Regions from separate parts of the Homo sapiens genome. Here regions 1, 2, 3 and 4 are each linked to region 5. The links are chromatin contacts, found by Hi-C or POLR2A ChIA-PET in ENCODE. All regions are on one chromosome and are shown on one strand. Each heading gives the region's core, a stretch centred on a gene start or an enhancer-like site at or near the end of the contact. The rest is flanking DNA. Distances are from core to core; before and after follow the strand shown. Region 1 holds the start of MCM7 (minichromosome maintenance complex component 7). Region 2 holds the start of ZNF789 (zinc finger protein 789). Region 3 holds the start of ZNF394 (zinc finger protein 394). Region 4 holds the start of ZNF3 (zinc finger protein 3). Region 5 holds the start of FIS1 (fission, mitochondrial 1).

Region 1 (2,700 bases), core at 182-2,681, 1.1 Mb before region 5:
TCCTTAAGCACCCCGCTCCCCATTCCCTTTACCCAATCTTAGACTTACCAACTGGTTCCCATACTTGAACTGCTTCTTCCCGAGTTCATCATCCTGGTAGAACTCTTGTAAGAACTTCTTAACCTTTTCTGTAACATGAAATGTAAAACCGTAAGACACAAACTTTAAGACAAATCTTAGATACCCATTTTCGCTTAAAACACGACCTATGAACTAATTAATAATATGAGCATTTAAATAAACCTACCGAAGTCTCCCCAAAGTGGGCATAACTCTTTTTCACAAGTCTGTTTCTAACCAGCGAAGAATAAAGAGCCCGTGGCAGTGCACAGGGCCATCCAACATCTCCCCAGGGGAATTCCGGTCCCTACTTTAGTTTAAAATTCTAGCGCCCTTCCCCGTTGGCCCCTCACACTCCGGTCTCAAGGTTCTCAGCTTTCTTTCCACCCCTATGATCCCCCGCCTTCTTTGGGTCCCCTTAGCCCCTGATTTCACCGGGACCTCCGCCACCGCACCCCGCCACCGCACCCCACCCCCGCTCCCGCCATCGCTTCCGCTCTTAGTAAACAAAGAAGCACATGGGCCCGGATTCCAGCCGCTTCACAGCTCGGGATTCCTCCGCCCAGGGCGGGAGCCAGTCCAGCCATTGGCCATCACACCCAGAGACACCGCGATCCCAGCCCACTGCCGCCTTTCCCGGGCCCGAGCGAAGCTCCGGATCCCAGGCACGCCCCCCCGGGCCGCAGCTCTCTCCGCGGCCGCCGCGCGGAAGGACACTGTTTACACGACACTCCCTCCAGCCTCCTCGCGCCACTTCCGCCCGGCTCCACTTCCGCTCGGAGGGCGGCCTCAAACGGCCAATCCCGGCGCGCAGCGGCCCCGGCCTGCCCGCCCCCGGGGCCTACGCGCGCCTGGGGAGGGCGCGGGAACCTGGGAATGCCCAAAAGCGCGAAGGAAAGCGGGCACGGGAGCCCAGAGCCCTTAAGACTCTCCTGAGGTCCTGGGCGCGACTTTTCCCTGTGCAGCCCCCAGCCGGGTTAGCGCGCCCCCAAGCCCCCAACCCCACGACCCTAACACCTTTACCAGGTGGGATTACTAGCTTTTCTTCAACATCGATGGCCCCCCGCACGCTTCCCAGGCCCCGTGGGCCTTAGCCAGGCCGCAGCTCGACCCTGCCTCTGGCCTCGCGCACCCCAGAACCCGCCGACCCCGGTCCCCCAAGACCCCAGCTCACACCAACAGGTGTTCCCCGGGAGGCTCCCCGCGCAGGACGCCCTCCCGGGCTCGTAGACCCGTACCCTTCTCTAGCGCGTAGTCCTTCAGTGCCATCGCTGCCGAGGGCCGTGCGGCCGCGCTTGGCGGGCTCAGAGGTCTTGCTCCTGGGGAAGCTGAGAATCTCCGCGCGGTGGACTGTGGCCGGCCAACCGAAATTGGCGCGAAACGTCGCCCCCCACGTGACCGGCGCCACTGCGTGCGGGCCAATCGGACAAGGCGGCCTTCTTCACCTCCCGCTAGCCGCAAGCCAATCACCGTGCGGGCCTAGAATGAGTGACGGGGAGGCGGTGCGGGCGTCGGAAGGGAATCTCCGGGCGGGGTAGTGCAGGCGCCGGGTTTCCCGCGGTCCGAGCTGGCGCGGGCGGAGGAGAATCGCTCTTAAAGGGCCAGCGCACACGCGTTCTTTTGTTCCGGGGCCGCAGGGCGGGGCAGGCCCGACTTTCGCCGTCTTCTTGTCTACTCTCCAGAACGGCCATGATTTCCCAATTCTTCATTCTGTCCTCCAAGGGGGACCCGCTCATCTACAAAGACTGTATCCTAGACCCTTGGGGCTGGGAAGGGGCGGAGGGGCCGGGCGGGAGGGGCGCCCAGGGCCAGCCTGTGTCGCAGGATCCTTCACTGAGTCCTTCCACCCGCCAGTCCGCGGGGACAGTGGCGGCCGGGATGTGGCCGAGCTCTTCTACCGGAAGCTGACGGGACTGCCAGGAGACGAGTCCCCGGTTGTCATGGTAACCAGTGGCGGGAGGCGGGTGAGGAGCGGGGTCCCGTCGGGCCGGGTGGGCGCCAGCTCCCTCCCAGGACTGGTTCATTGGTAGATTCCACTTGGGGGGTGCATTCCGCCAAATAAAGCTAACGTGAGGCCCGGCGCGGTGGCTCACGCCTGTAATCCCAGCACTTTGGGAGACCGAGGCGGGCGGATCACCTGAGGTCAGGAGTTCGAAATCAGCCTGGCCAACATGGTGAAACTCCGCCTCTACTAAAAATACAAAAAAAAAAAAAACATAGCTGGGCGTGGTGGCGGGCGCCTGTAATCCCATCTACTCGGGAAGCTGAGGCTTGAGAATCGCTTGAATCCAAGAGGCAGAGGTTGCAGTGAGCCGAGATCCGGACACCGCACTCCAGCCTGGGAGACAGAGCGAGACTCCCTCTCGGGGTAGGTGGGGGTGGGGAAAAAAAAAAAAAGAGTCAATGGGCGCCAGCAACACACCAGGCCCAGCTCCCTGCGTGACTCCATCCTCAGCAACTCGGGGTAGTTAGTGTAATTAACCCCCTTTCCACATTGGGAAGCTGGGCCCAGGCATATGTCATGTATCTCCCAAAGGCACTGCTGTTGTGACTAGTAAGAGGCATCGGGATCCGAGCTCAGGTCTCCTGGGTTCTGATCACTCCACCTCCCTTTTTTTAACGCCTCTCTTCTCCCTGCCT
Region 2 (2,700 bases), core at 73-2,572, 1.8 Mb before region 5:
TTTGTTTTGTTTTGTTTAGAAGAAATAAAAAACAAACAAAACTTGGGAGGCCAAGGCAGGCGGATCACTTGAGGTCAGGAGTTCGAGACCAGCCTGGCCAAAATGGTGAAACCCCGTCTCTACTAAAAACACACACACAAAAAAAATTAGCCGGGAGTGGTAGCGGGCGCCTGTAGTCCCAGCTACTCAGGAGGCTGACGCAGGAGAATGGCGTGAACCCGGGAGGCGGAGCTTGCAGTGAGCCGAGATCGCGCCACTGCACTCCAGCCTGGGCGAGAGCGAGACTGTCTCAAAAAAAAAAGAAAAAAAATTAACCCCTTACTCACATTAAAACTGTATTTTGGGGGTAATTTACATAAGCCACACAATTATCCTTTTAATTAAGATCTAATATTCTTTTTTTTTTTTTTGAGACAGAGTCTCGCTCTGTCGCCAGTCTGGAGTGCAGTGGTGGGATCTCGGCTCACTGCAAGCTCCGCCTCCCGAGTTCAAGTGATTCTCCTGCCTCAGCCTCCCGAGTAGCTGGCACTACAGGCACGCCGCCACCATGCCCAGCTAATTTTTTTTTTTTTTTTTTTTTTTTTGAGACGGAGTCTCGCTCTGTCACCCAGGCTGGAGTGCGGTGGCGCAATCTCGGCTCACCGCAACCTCCGCCTCCCGGGTTCAAGCGCTTCTCCTGCCTCAGCCTCCCGAGTAGCCGGGGTTACAGGCAGGCACCACCATGCCCGGCTAATTTTATTTGTATTTTTAGTAGAGACGGGTTTCTCCATTGTTGGTCAGGCTGGTATCGAACTCCCGACCTCAGGTGATCCACCCGCCTCGGCCTCCCAGAGTGCTGGGATTACAGGCGTGAGCCACCGCGCCCGGCAATTTTTTTGTATTTTTAGTAGAGAAGGGGTTTCACCATGTTGGCCAGGATGATCTAAATCTCTTGACCTGATCCGCCGGCCTCTGCCTCCCAAAGTGCTGGGATTACAGGCGTAAGCCACCGCGCCTGGCCCATTTTTCTTCTTTTATCTGATAACCTTACTCCCCTCCACAAACACACAGCCAAAGAAACGAATTGTGTCGCTCTTGAATCATAGAATAATTCTAAATTATGTTACGATTAAACAGGAGGGGCGGGGCCCTGTCCATCACGTGACTCTCTCGGTGCTGTCTCCGGCCGTTGATTGGCCTGGGCGGGGAGGGCGGCCGTTGATTGGTTCGGGCCCACTCGCGCGGGCGCCACTCTCTTTGTCTGACAAGAGAGTCGTGAAGCCTCCGCGGTCCTAGAGGGGCCGCTGGCTGGGACGCTTCGCTCGGCGCGCGCAGGTGGAGCCAGCGAGAGGCTCTGAGGCTGCCAGAGTGGTTGTGTCTGTTCCTCCGGTAAGGGGTGATTCGCCGAGGGGCGCGGACCAGACAGACCTCGGGTCAGGCCCGGGAACCCCGAGAGGAGAGCCCAGCCCCTGGTGGAGGCGGCTTGGCGGAGATTCGGAGCCGTCAGCAGGTTTGGGGAGAAGGAAACGAGTGTTGTGGGGGGCGTGGGTGCGGGGGGTAGGCCACTGCGCACACCCCCGGCTCGCAGGGGACGCTCCGGGTTTGTGCGGCGGCTCTCGGGGCCTGTGGCACCAGCTTTTGAGTATTTTTGGCGGTGTCAAGTCTTCGGCAGCGAGAGGAGCAAAGTCCGAAGAATGAATGGATGGTGAACGCCTGGACTTGGTTTTGTTAGAGTGGGAGATGAGCCGTGGTTGTTAGTGGAAGGTGTTCACGTGATTGTGAAGCGGCATTTTGGATTTTGTCAAAAGTTAACAGTCCCCTCCAGTTAAAGTTTTAAGAGTTTATTGTGCATGCAGAGGAACAGCTGGCAAATTGTTCCAATGGCAGCTTGGAAAGCTAAATGAGGAAGTGCAGTGATCTTGATTGTAATTGGCCATTATCAACTTGCATTCCTTCTAGGGTAAGTCGAGCTGGATCAGCCTCGCATCTGTAGCTGATTGGTTCAGTTTATCATGCGGACGAGAAAAAAGCTTCTTTCCTGGTCAGCGCACACTTTTCAGGGAAATAAGGAATTGTTGTTGCTGTTGTGTTTGAGACGAAGTGTTACTCTGTTGCCCAGTTTGGAGTACAATGGGCCAATCTCGACTCACTGCAACCTCCAACTCCCGGGTTCAAGCGATTCTCCTGCCTCAGCCTCTCGAGTAGCGGGGACTACAGGCACGCGCCACCATGCCCGGCTAATTTTTGTATTTTTAGTGGAGACTGGGTTTCACTATGTTGGCCAGGCTGGTCTTGAACTCCTGACCTCATGATCCGCCCGCCTCGGCCTCCCAAAGTGCTGGGATTTACAGGTGTGAGCCACCACGCCCGGCCTGTTGTTTTTAAGAGAGACAGGGTCTTGCTCTGTCACCCAGGGTGGAGTGTAGTGGTGCCATCATAGCTCATTGCAGTCTCCAACTCCTGAACTCAAGGGAGAAATCAATGTATTTTAAATGCCTTACATGGCTGTGGGTGGTTGGCCTAGGGCCGTACCCAAAACATGGACTCCATTTAATTTTTCATTAGCAAGTCTGACATTCAGATGCACAGCCTTCACAAACACATTCAGTAAATATAGTGCAGGGGTGTCCAATCTCTTGGCTTCCCTGGGCCACATTGGAAGAAGAATTGTCTTGGACTACACATAAAATACACAAACACTAAAAATAGCTCATGAGCTAA
Region 3 (2,700 bases), core at 36-2,535, 1.7 Mb before region 5:
ACACTAATTTTGGAGGTAGGTAGGAGCAAAATATTTCTTTAACTTATATCACTGTGATGTATGGGAATGGAAATATGATACAGATTAAAAGTAAACAAGGCCGGGCGCGGTGGCTCACGCCTGTAATCCCAGCATTTTGGGAGGCCGAGGCGGGCGGATCACCTGAGGTCAGGAGTTCGAGACCAGCCTGGCCAACACAGTGAAACCCCGTCTCTACTAAAAATACAAAAATTAGCCGGGCGTGGTGGCGGGCGCCTGTAATCCCAGCTACTCGGGAGACTGAGGCAGGAGAATCGCTTGAACCCGGGAGTCAGAGGTTGCAGCGAGCCGAGATCGCGCCATTGCACTCCAGCCTGGGCAACAAGAGTGAAACTCCATCTCAAACAACAGCAAGAACAACAAGAAAAAAAAAAAAAAGAAAAGAAAAAGAAAGAAAACCAGTAATCCGTGTTCGCTTTATGCTGAGGTCTATAACAAGTCATTTCCTGGATGGATCTGTCACTGTGGCCTACAGAAAGGAAGTCCATACACACCCCAATGTTCACACGAAATGTAATAAGGAAGTAAGTTCCGAAACGCAGAGCACCCCTAAACGCCTATTTTCCACACTCCCACCTCCAGAACAGGCCTTTCGCTTCTCACCTGGGATGAGGTTCCATCGAGCGCTCGCTGCAGAGCCCGCACCACGGCCACCGCCTCCTCCCCGCTCTCTGGGCAGTGCTCTCGCACCCAGGCTTGAAGCTCCTCGGGCAGGATGGTGAGGAACTGCTCCAGCACCAGCAGCTCCAGGATCTGCTCCTTGGAGAGCAGCTCGGGTCTCAGCCACCGACGACAGAGTTCTCGGAGCCGGCTCAGCGCCTCTTCCGGTCCAGCCACCTCCTGGTAACGCAGCTGCCTAAAGTGCAGTCGAGAAGTTTCGGGGTCCGGCGAAGCCGCGGGATAGTTGGGCTCCCAACTTCCGGGTGAGTCTTCCTCCACTTTCACGGGCAAAAGTCCGTCGCGTTGGGACGGCGCCGCGTCCTTGGACCTCGCAGCCATCACCCAGGGTCCCAACTCGGCGTCACTGCCGCGCCTCTGGGCGGTCAAGCTGGAATTCATCTTTCTCCGGCATGTGCTGCCCTTCCTGGAGTCTTCTTTTCAGGTGAAGAAAGAGCAAACCCAAGGAACTCATCAGCCGTCAACACCCTCCGGTCCCAAACACCGGGCCCCACCACACCAGGCCCCTCTCCACACTCTCCTTTCCTCAGCTTTGCGCCTACAACTCTCTCGGTCAAACAACCGAAAACATCCCGTGCCGGAAGCGCGTCATCGAGGCCTTGCGGCACCTTTCCCTGCATTTCCGGGGCCTCTCTAGGCGCCTGATGGGGTGAGGTGCATCTCGCTGGTTTATCGTCCTAGCCCCGCCCGACGCAGAGGGTCTTGACGGTTTCCCGCATCCCGAGGAAATACGGGCGTCCGAGCCGGTGGCCGAGCTCCGGCAAGGGCGGGAACCTTCAGGATTAAATAGACAGGGTCTGGCTCTGTCGCCCAGGCTGGACTGCAGTGGCGCGATTTCGGCTCACTGCAACTTCTGTCTCCCGGGTTCAAGCAATTCTCCAGCTTCAGCCTCCCAAGTATCTAGGACTACAGGTGCGCGCGACCACGCCCGGTTTATTAATTTTTCTGTGGGGATGGGGTTTCATTATATTGCCCAGGTTGGACAAAGTTGTTTTTTTTTCTTTTTTCAGGCGGACTCTCGCTCTGTCGCCAGGCTGTCTTAGCCTCCTGAGTAGCTTGGACTACAGGCGCGCGCCACCATGCCCGGCTACTTTCTGTATTTTAGTAGAGATGGGGTTTCACCATGTTGGTCAGGCTGGTCTGGAACTCCTGACCTCGTGATCCGCCTGCCCCGGCCTCCCAAAGTGCTGGATTACAGGCGTGAGCCGCTGCGCCCAGTTGGAAAAAGTTTTGTTTTTTTTTTAAAACTAAGTGCTTCCATGTACATCAGATGTTAACGACTTTGATCCTAACAAACAAACAAAAAAGATGAGGAAATTGAGGCTCAAAGATGTGTCCTGGCCTGGCTCAGTGGCGTATGCCTGTAATCCCAGCATTTTGGGAGGCTGAGGGGGGAAGATCGCTTGAAGCCAAGAATTGGAGACCCCAATGTCTACAAAAAATAAAAAATTAGCTGGGTGTGGTGGTGCACACCTGTAGTCCCAGTGAGAGGTGAAGCTAGTTGGACTTCCTGGGTCCAGTGGGGACTTGGACAACTTTTCTGTCTTACAAGAGGTTTGTAAAAATGCACCAATCAGCGCTCTGTAGCTAGCAAGAGGTTTGTAAAATGCACCAATCAGCGCTCTGTAAAATGGACCAATCAGCAGGATTCTAAAAGCAGCCAATCGCAGGGAGGATGGAAAAAAGGGCGTTCTGATACGACAGAAACGGACATGGGAGGGGACAAATAAGAGACTAAAAGCTCCCACCCCAGTCAGCGGAGGCAACCGGCTGGAGTGCTCTGCCATGCTGTGGAAGGTTTGTTCTTTCGCTCTTCACAATAAATCTTGCTGCTACTCACTCTTTGGGTCCGTGCCATCTTTAAGAGCTGTAACACAGTGAAGGTCGGAGGCTGCATTCTTGAAGTCAGCGAGAGGATGAACCCACTGGAAGGAACCAACTCAGGATACACCACTTACTTGGGAGGCTGAGGTGGGAGGATCC
Region 4 (2,739 bases), core at 191-2,690, 1.2 Mb before region 5:
GAAAATCTATCTCCTTGGACCTTCACCGCACAGAGACCTAGTGCATCACAGAAATTCAATGACTGGCGACCTGCAGTGGCTCACGCCTGTAACCCCAGCACTTTAGGAGGCTGAGGTGGGAGGATTACTTGAGCCCAGGAGTTCCAGGCTATGGTGAGCCATGATGGCACCACGGCACTCCAGCCGGGGGCAACAGAGCAAGACCTTAATACACACACAAACATTTTAAAAGGAAAAAAAAAAAAAAGGCCGGGCGCGGTGGCTAACGCCTGTAATCCCAACACTTTGGGAGGCCAAGGCAGGTGGATCACTTGAGGCCAGGAGTTGCAGACCAGCCTGGCCAAAAGGGCGGAACCCCGTCTCTACTAAAAATACAAAAAATTCGCCGGAGGTGGTGGCGGGCGCCTGTAGTCCCAACCACTCGGGAGGCTGAAGCAGGAGAAGCGCTTGAACCGGGAGGCGGAGGTTGCAGTGAGCCGAGATCGCGCCACTGCACTCCAGAGACAGTCTCAAAAATAAATAAAAATTAATTTTTTTAAAAAAAGAGCTTCAATAACAGAATCTTCTCCTTCCACCCGACTGTCCATCAAACACGTATAATCAAATGATGCCCACTCTCCACAGATGTCTTTTCTGGAGAAAATAATACGCTCGTTCCTCTAATTAGCCCATCGGTTTCAGGTTCATCACTCTGCTATCTTCTCCTGGAGTTTACAAAAGCCCTTCAGAGTGTAAACACCGATGTGGATTCAATCCCACTTCCGGAGAGAGGATCAAACCAGGAATCTAATACAACTGAAAACGGAGCCTGAGCCAGGTGTATCACGCGATGCACTGGGCTCCAGCAGGATTACCCCTGGAATCGGCGTCTGCACCCACTCCCAGCCCTCGTGCTAACTGCGTACGCTTAGCAGAATTTCTCTGATCCTTGGACCCAGCTGCGTAAAAATAAACTTCCTCTCCTGCCACGGGCGCGAATAACTGTGTTAACATCAAATAAAAACGTCTGGGAGAAATACCAAGTTAGGGTCGCTGTCATTAGCTGCTTTCAAGAGAGAGGCGCCCCTACCGCTCTGCTGAAACTTTTAAACGCTCCAGCTGGGTCGCCGTTAAAGTCACAAAACCAGAACCGGAGCCCCATTACTAACCCCTACGCAGGATCCCGCTAGGCTAGGGGGATCCCTGGGGAAGCGGAGTAGAGGACGGGCTGCAGGGGACGGAGGGGCGCCTCCCCGAACCCTGCTCCGGGCCGGCCGGGGGACCCTGCGGGCCGCAGTGGCACAGACACCACCCCCTTCCCCGGCGACCACAGCCTCCGTCTCACCGCGAGACCCGGGGACGCGTGGACTCACCCTGGGGGCAGGGACGACAGATTTGGGGGACCGGACACGGACCAGGCCCTGTTGGACCCTGTCACAGACCCACACACCGGGGACAGAACAAAGAACGGAAGTTCCCCCTCGTTTCGCTTCCGGGTCGGTTGTTCTTGCCACTCACCCGTACCCCCAACGCCCACTTGTTCTGTCTAGGAAAATGGGAGGTCCTCGCCTCTCTGTGGTTTGCTGACTCAGGGCGGCTGGCAGGCGGCGAGGGCAAGGAGCGCGATCGCTGACGCGGCACTCGGGGATCTTTCGCTGCGGGGGCTGGCCGGCTGCGCCCTCTGCTGGCCACGAATGTGCGAAAGCGGCCGACCACGGTCCTGGGCCTCAGGACATGTGCTCCAGCGTCGCCGGCCTTGGGGGCGGGCGGCGGGGGCGCGCGGGGATGTCGAGCCCGCGCTTCTCAGGCTGGCTCGCGAAGGGCAGCAGTAAACATACAATTATTGAAGGATTCATCAATATTAAAAAATGAACCCTGATTTAAAACTTGCCTCCGAACAAACCGAGTTTTTTTTGTTTCTTGTAAAAATGCCCCCTTTAAATTACCCACATCTGAAGAAAACATTCCAGTCCATCACAGAGTTGACATGAGGAAAAAACCCGTGTACAGGTGATGAGAGCAGAGAAGAGGAAGCTTACCGGCCGGGCGCGGAGGCTCACGCCTGTAATCCCAGCACTTTAGGAGGCCGAGGCGGGCGGATCACCTGAGGTCAGGAGTTCGAGACCAGCCTGGCCAACATGGCGAAACCCCGTCTCGACTAAAAATACAAAAAAATTACCCGGGCGTGGTGGCAGACGCCTGTAATCCCAGCTACTCTGGAGGCTGAGACAGGAGAATCGCTTGAACCCAGGAGGCGGAGGTTGCAGTGAGCCGACATCGCACCACTGTACTCCAGGCTGGCCACAGAGTGAGACTGTCTCAAAAAAAAAAAAAAGGAAGCTACAGGTGGAAGCGAGGCGGGGATAGTCAAGGAAGTGACCGTGTCCTGGAGACGCGGCAACCGTGGTGACCGCAGTCAACACAGTAAGCCCCAGCATTCGCATTGTAATTGAGCTCATTCAAGCTGAGCGCTCTCCAGTAGGGACTTTCCCCTGTAGGGAGCATGCGCATTTTGATTTCACCTGTCCTCAAACTGACCCTTTGCTCATTATCTTGGTAAAAAACACGCCCCTGGGTGGAAATTTAAGATGCTAATGAAACATGCAATGTATGAACAAGCCTGTACACCCACTGCGCATGTGCACCTAGAGGACCACCCAGAACATACTTACTAGTAACACTTCTCCCACCCCCTTATGAATAATCGTGTAAGACCCCTTACAAAGGGGGTCTCTCTAGAGCCAGCCTTTGCTGTTTCAT
Region 5 (2,712 bases), core at 188-2,687:
ATGCCACAAAAGATTCTCAATAGCTGCTAAGCAACACGGTGGTGGTGTTGGGGGGAAGGGCATGGGCCTAGGTCTCACAAAACAGGAGCTTCTAGTCCCAATTCAGCCATTAACTGATTAGTTGGGTGACCTCAAGTCACTTTCCCAGATCAAGACAGTCCTGGGGGAACTGACATGCTACACTCTGTCTGGCAAAACAATGGTGGGCGGTAAGTAGCCAAAAGTTCACTGGGAGACGTCAAGCTAAGTATAGCCCTTGGTGCAGTAAATCTACCGGAGACAACTCAGAGGTGCCTGGACTACGGGGCCCACATCGCAGAGCAGCCCAGATGGCAGCGGGAAAGGGAGAGTACAGCGCCTCACCCTCGAGCAGCACGATGCCTTTACGGATGTCATCATTGTACTTGCTCCGCACCAGGCACCAGGCGTACTCAAACTGCGTGCTCTTGGACACCGAGCCTGCTGCCTTCTCAGACTGAAATTTCTTTTCAAACTTCTGCCACAGGGGAGGAAAGGAATCATTTAGAAATGTAGGGCGTCAACCATTCTCTATCTGGACATGCCATCTCCCTGGCTCTGCCCCTTTCCCTCGCAGGTCTCGGTATCTGGCACCCCAGCTTCTGCTATCTCCATGCCCGGGACCCAGGCTTTCGGCTCCTCCGGGCCTGCGGGCCAGCTCTTGGGACAGAGGCCCCCGGTCTCCCCTCCCCGCGGCGGTACCGAGCGGAGATGCCACCTGGTGGCAGCTCCAGGCACCGCTCCCGGAGCAGCTGACCCCGGCGGCCGAACAGTAAACACGCTGTCAGAACTGCTCAACAGCCCACGCGGTCCTCATTTGAGGCTGCTGGCCCCATCCTGCCCCACCCTGCCGGGCCTGGACCTTTTATTGTCCAGGAATAGAAGTAGTGCCTACCTCCTAGAGCTACAAAGACTGAGATCTGGCATGCGATGCCTTAGCACCGTGCCGGACGCAGTAATAGGTGACACCTTATGATGGTCACTGTATTCCTCCACCGCTGGAGGAGCGCCCTGAGCTCACAGCTCCTGCATGATCCCAGATCCCGTCAGTCTAACCACGGTCGGGCTCCAGGCCCGTAGTCTGAGGTGTGGGGGGCTCAGGACACTACAACTCCCAGGAGCCTCTGCGGCATAGCAGGCCCTCCGGGCAGGAGCCAGGCGCTGTGGAGGCTGCCGGGAGCCGTAGTTCGGCTTCCCTCGGCCAAGCCGATGCCGGGAGGAGGGTTCGGCCCCTACCTGACTCTCCTCAGGACCCGCCCTCCGACCTTCCCTTTCCCTCTGTCCGGGCCAGGCCTCACCAGCAGGTCCTCCACAGACACCAGCTCGTTCAGCACGGCCTCCATGGCCACTGCCCCCGCGAGCCTCACACTACAGTCTACTGTGCCACAGTCTCCATGGCCCAGTGGCAGGGGCGGAGAACCACTTCCGGCGTCCGGCGGATGCTGGCACGACCTGGCGACGCCCCGCCCCTTCCTCTCAGTTCAGCAGCGCCGGCGGGGCGCTAGTGCGCAGGCTCGGCCGGTCCCTCCAGCCCGCAGACTGCGCGCAGGGAGACCTTCCCCAGGTTGGTCTTCCCAGGTGCCTCAGCCGGTGCCTTCCTCTGTGGAGGCTTCCCTAGGGAAACTGGAGGCCATGTCTTGGCGGTTAGCCCCCAGGATGAAAACAGCAAAAAGAGGGTGGGTAGCTGACCAGAGATCACAGTACATTAGGGTGCCAAGCTGACGCCCCTCAGAAATCTAGGACCTTGGAGGCCACGTGACTATTCATCGCCTGCAACAAAATCTTAACTAGAACCGGGAGCCCGGCGCGTAGCTCACGTCCGAAGCCCAACAACTTGGGAGGCCGCGGCGGGAAGATCGCTGGAGGCCAGGAGTTCAAGACCAGCCTGAGCAACATAGCGAGACCCTATCTCTACAAAATTTTTAAAAAAATCAACCGGCGTGGTGGCGTGCACCTGTACTCCCAGCTACTGGGGCGGCTGAGGCAGGAGGATCGCTTGAGTCCGGGAGTTCGAGGCTGCAGTGAGTTATCGCGCCACTGCACTCCAGCTTGAGCGACAGAGACCTTGTCTCAAAAAACCCACCAACAGCAGCAAACTAGTATCGGGGTTTCTTGGGCCTCTGCTGACTCTCACAATGCAAGAGCAGAGGCAACTGGATCTGTAAACCACACAGCCACACAGGGGTAGTCATAGGAGACACTATCAACGGGAAGTTTTTCAAAAAGCAACGGCCCCATTATTGGCAGAGAAGGTCCAATTTTCAATATTATTTACATAAACCATTTTGGGAGTGCACCCCAGGCGGGAAACCTGCCACATGGGGTCACGGGCAATGGGGAGCTTAGCAGTGAGGAGCTATCAGAGCATGGGAAGGAGAAAGGTGTGGACACCTCTGGCTTCAGTTTCTGTGCAGTGAGGGGACTGGGTAAGTAGCAACTTTCAAATTCTTTTCCCCTTGAGTCACATTGGAGTGTAAGTTCCTTGAGGGCAGAGACTTACCTTGCTTATCCAGCATCTAGCACAGGGCTTGGCAGAGAGTGAGGGCTCAATAAATATTTGTTGAATAAACACGGAAAAAGCAAATTAATTGTAAACAAGGCACTGCACATGCAGGGGATAATCATCCAGACACCTTCCGCGTTTGCAAAGCCCCTTTAATTTTTATTATTTTTTAGAGACAGGGTCTCATTCTG

The links. A loop is a pair of places that touch in the nucleus more often than their neighbours do. ChIA-PET counts read pairs that join two places held with the same protein, here RNA polymerase II (POLR2A). Pooled maps may share reads with other maps.
Region 1: a map of naive thymus-derived CD4-positive, alpha-beta T cell shows a loop between it and region 5 (10-fold over the local background). The contact joins the promoter of MCM7 here to the promoter of FIS1 in region 5. A Hi-C loop is called at or near these places in 1 of 168 maps with a recorded cell type or tissue (naive thymus-derived CD4-positive, alpha-beta T cell) and 7 of 50 pooled maps. POLR2A ChIA-PET finds 5 or more read pairs at or near these places in 1 of 52 experiments (OCI-LY7).
Region 2: a loop to region 5 is called in a pooled map, with 8 times the contacts of the local background. The contact joins the promoter of ZNF789 here to the promoter of FIS1 in region 5. A Hi-C loop is called at or near these places in 1 of 168 maps with a recorded cell type or tissue (CD8-positive, alpha-beta T cell), 1 of 37 single-sample maps with no recorded cell type and 8 of 50 pooled maps.
Region 3: a pooled map shows a loop between it and region 5 (12-fold over the local background). The contact joins the promoter of ZNF394 here to the promoter of FIS1 in region 5. A Hi-C loop is called at or near these places in 1 of 37 single-sample maps with no recorded cell type and 10 of 50 pooled maps. POLR2A ChIA-PET finds 5 or more read pairs at or near these places in 2 of 52 experiments (H1 and PC-9).
Region 4: a loop to region 5 is called in a pooled map, with 8 times the contacts of the local background. The contact joins the promoter of ZNF3 here to the promoter of FIS1 in region 5. A Hi-C loop is called at or near these places in 2 of 168 maps with a recorded cell type or tissue (CD8-positive, alpha-beta T cell and naive thymus-derived CD4-positive, alpha-beta T cell), 1 of 37 single-sample maps with no recorded cell type and 8 of 50 pooled maps. POLR2A ChIA-PET finds 5 or more read pairs at or near these places in 2 of 52 experiments (B cell and OCI-LY7).

Annotation. Positions count from the first base shown.
Region 1 is chr7:100,099,966-100,102,665 of GRCh38, forward strand. It overlaps MCM7 (minichromosome maintenance complex component 7), which reads right to left and starts at 1,432. Exons shown (of 15, transcript NM_005916.5): 1 at 1,299-1,432; 2 at 49-128. The coding sequence starts at 1,329. AP4M1 (adaptor related protein complex 4 subunit mu 1) reads left to right here and starts at 1,678. Exons shown (of 15, transcript NM_004722.4): 1 at 1,678-1,807; 2 at 1,915-2,003. The coding sequence starts at 1,750. RefSeq lists enhancers at 627-786, 1,132-1,684, 1,707-1,756 and a silencer at 897-996.
Region 2 is chr7:99,471,568-99,474,267 of GRCh38, forward strand. It overlaps ZNF789 (zinc finger protein 789), which reads left to right and starts at 1,323. Exons shown (of 5, transcript NM_213603.3): 1 at 1,323-1,489. RefSeq lists enhancers at 563-722, 943-1,032, 1,323-1,612.
Region 3 is chr7:99,498,996-99,501,695 of GRCh38, forward strand. ZNF394 (zinc finger protein 394) reads right to left here and starts at 1,286. Exons shown (of 3, transcript NM_032164.4): 1 at 643-1,286. The coding sequence starts at 1,098. RefSeq lists enhancers at 1-394, 617-896.
Region 4 is chr7:100,080,283-100,083,021 of GRCh38, forward strand. ZNF3 (zinc finger protein 3) reads right to left here and starts at 1,441. Exons shown (of 6, transcript NM_032924.5): 1 at 1,353-1,441. RefSeq lists enhancers at 1,380-1,529, 1,686-2,667 and a silencer at 1,770-1,849.
Region 5 is chr7:101,243,644-101,246,355 of GRCh38, forward strand. It overlaps FIS1 (fission, mitochondrial 1), which reads right to left and starts at 1,438. Exons shown (of 5, transcript NM_016068.3): 1 at 1,317-1,438; 2 at 364-496. The coding sequence starts at 1,361. RefSeq lists enhancers at 1,082-1,131, 1,222-1,461.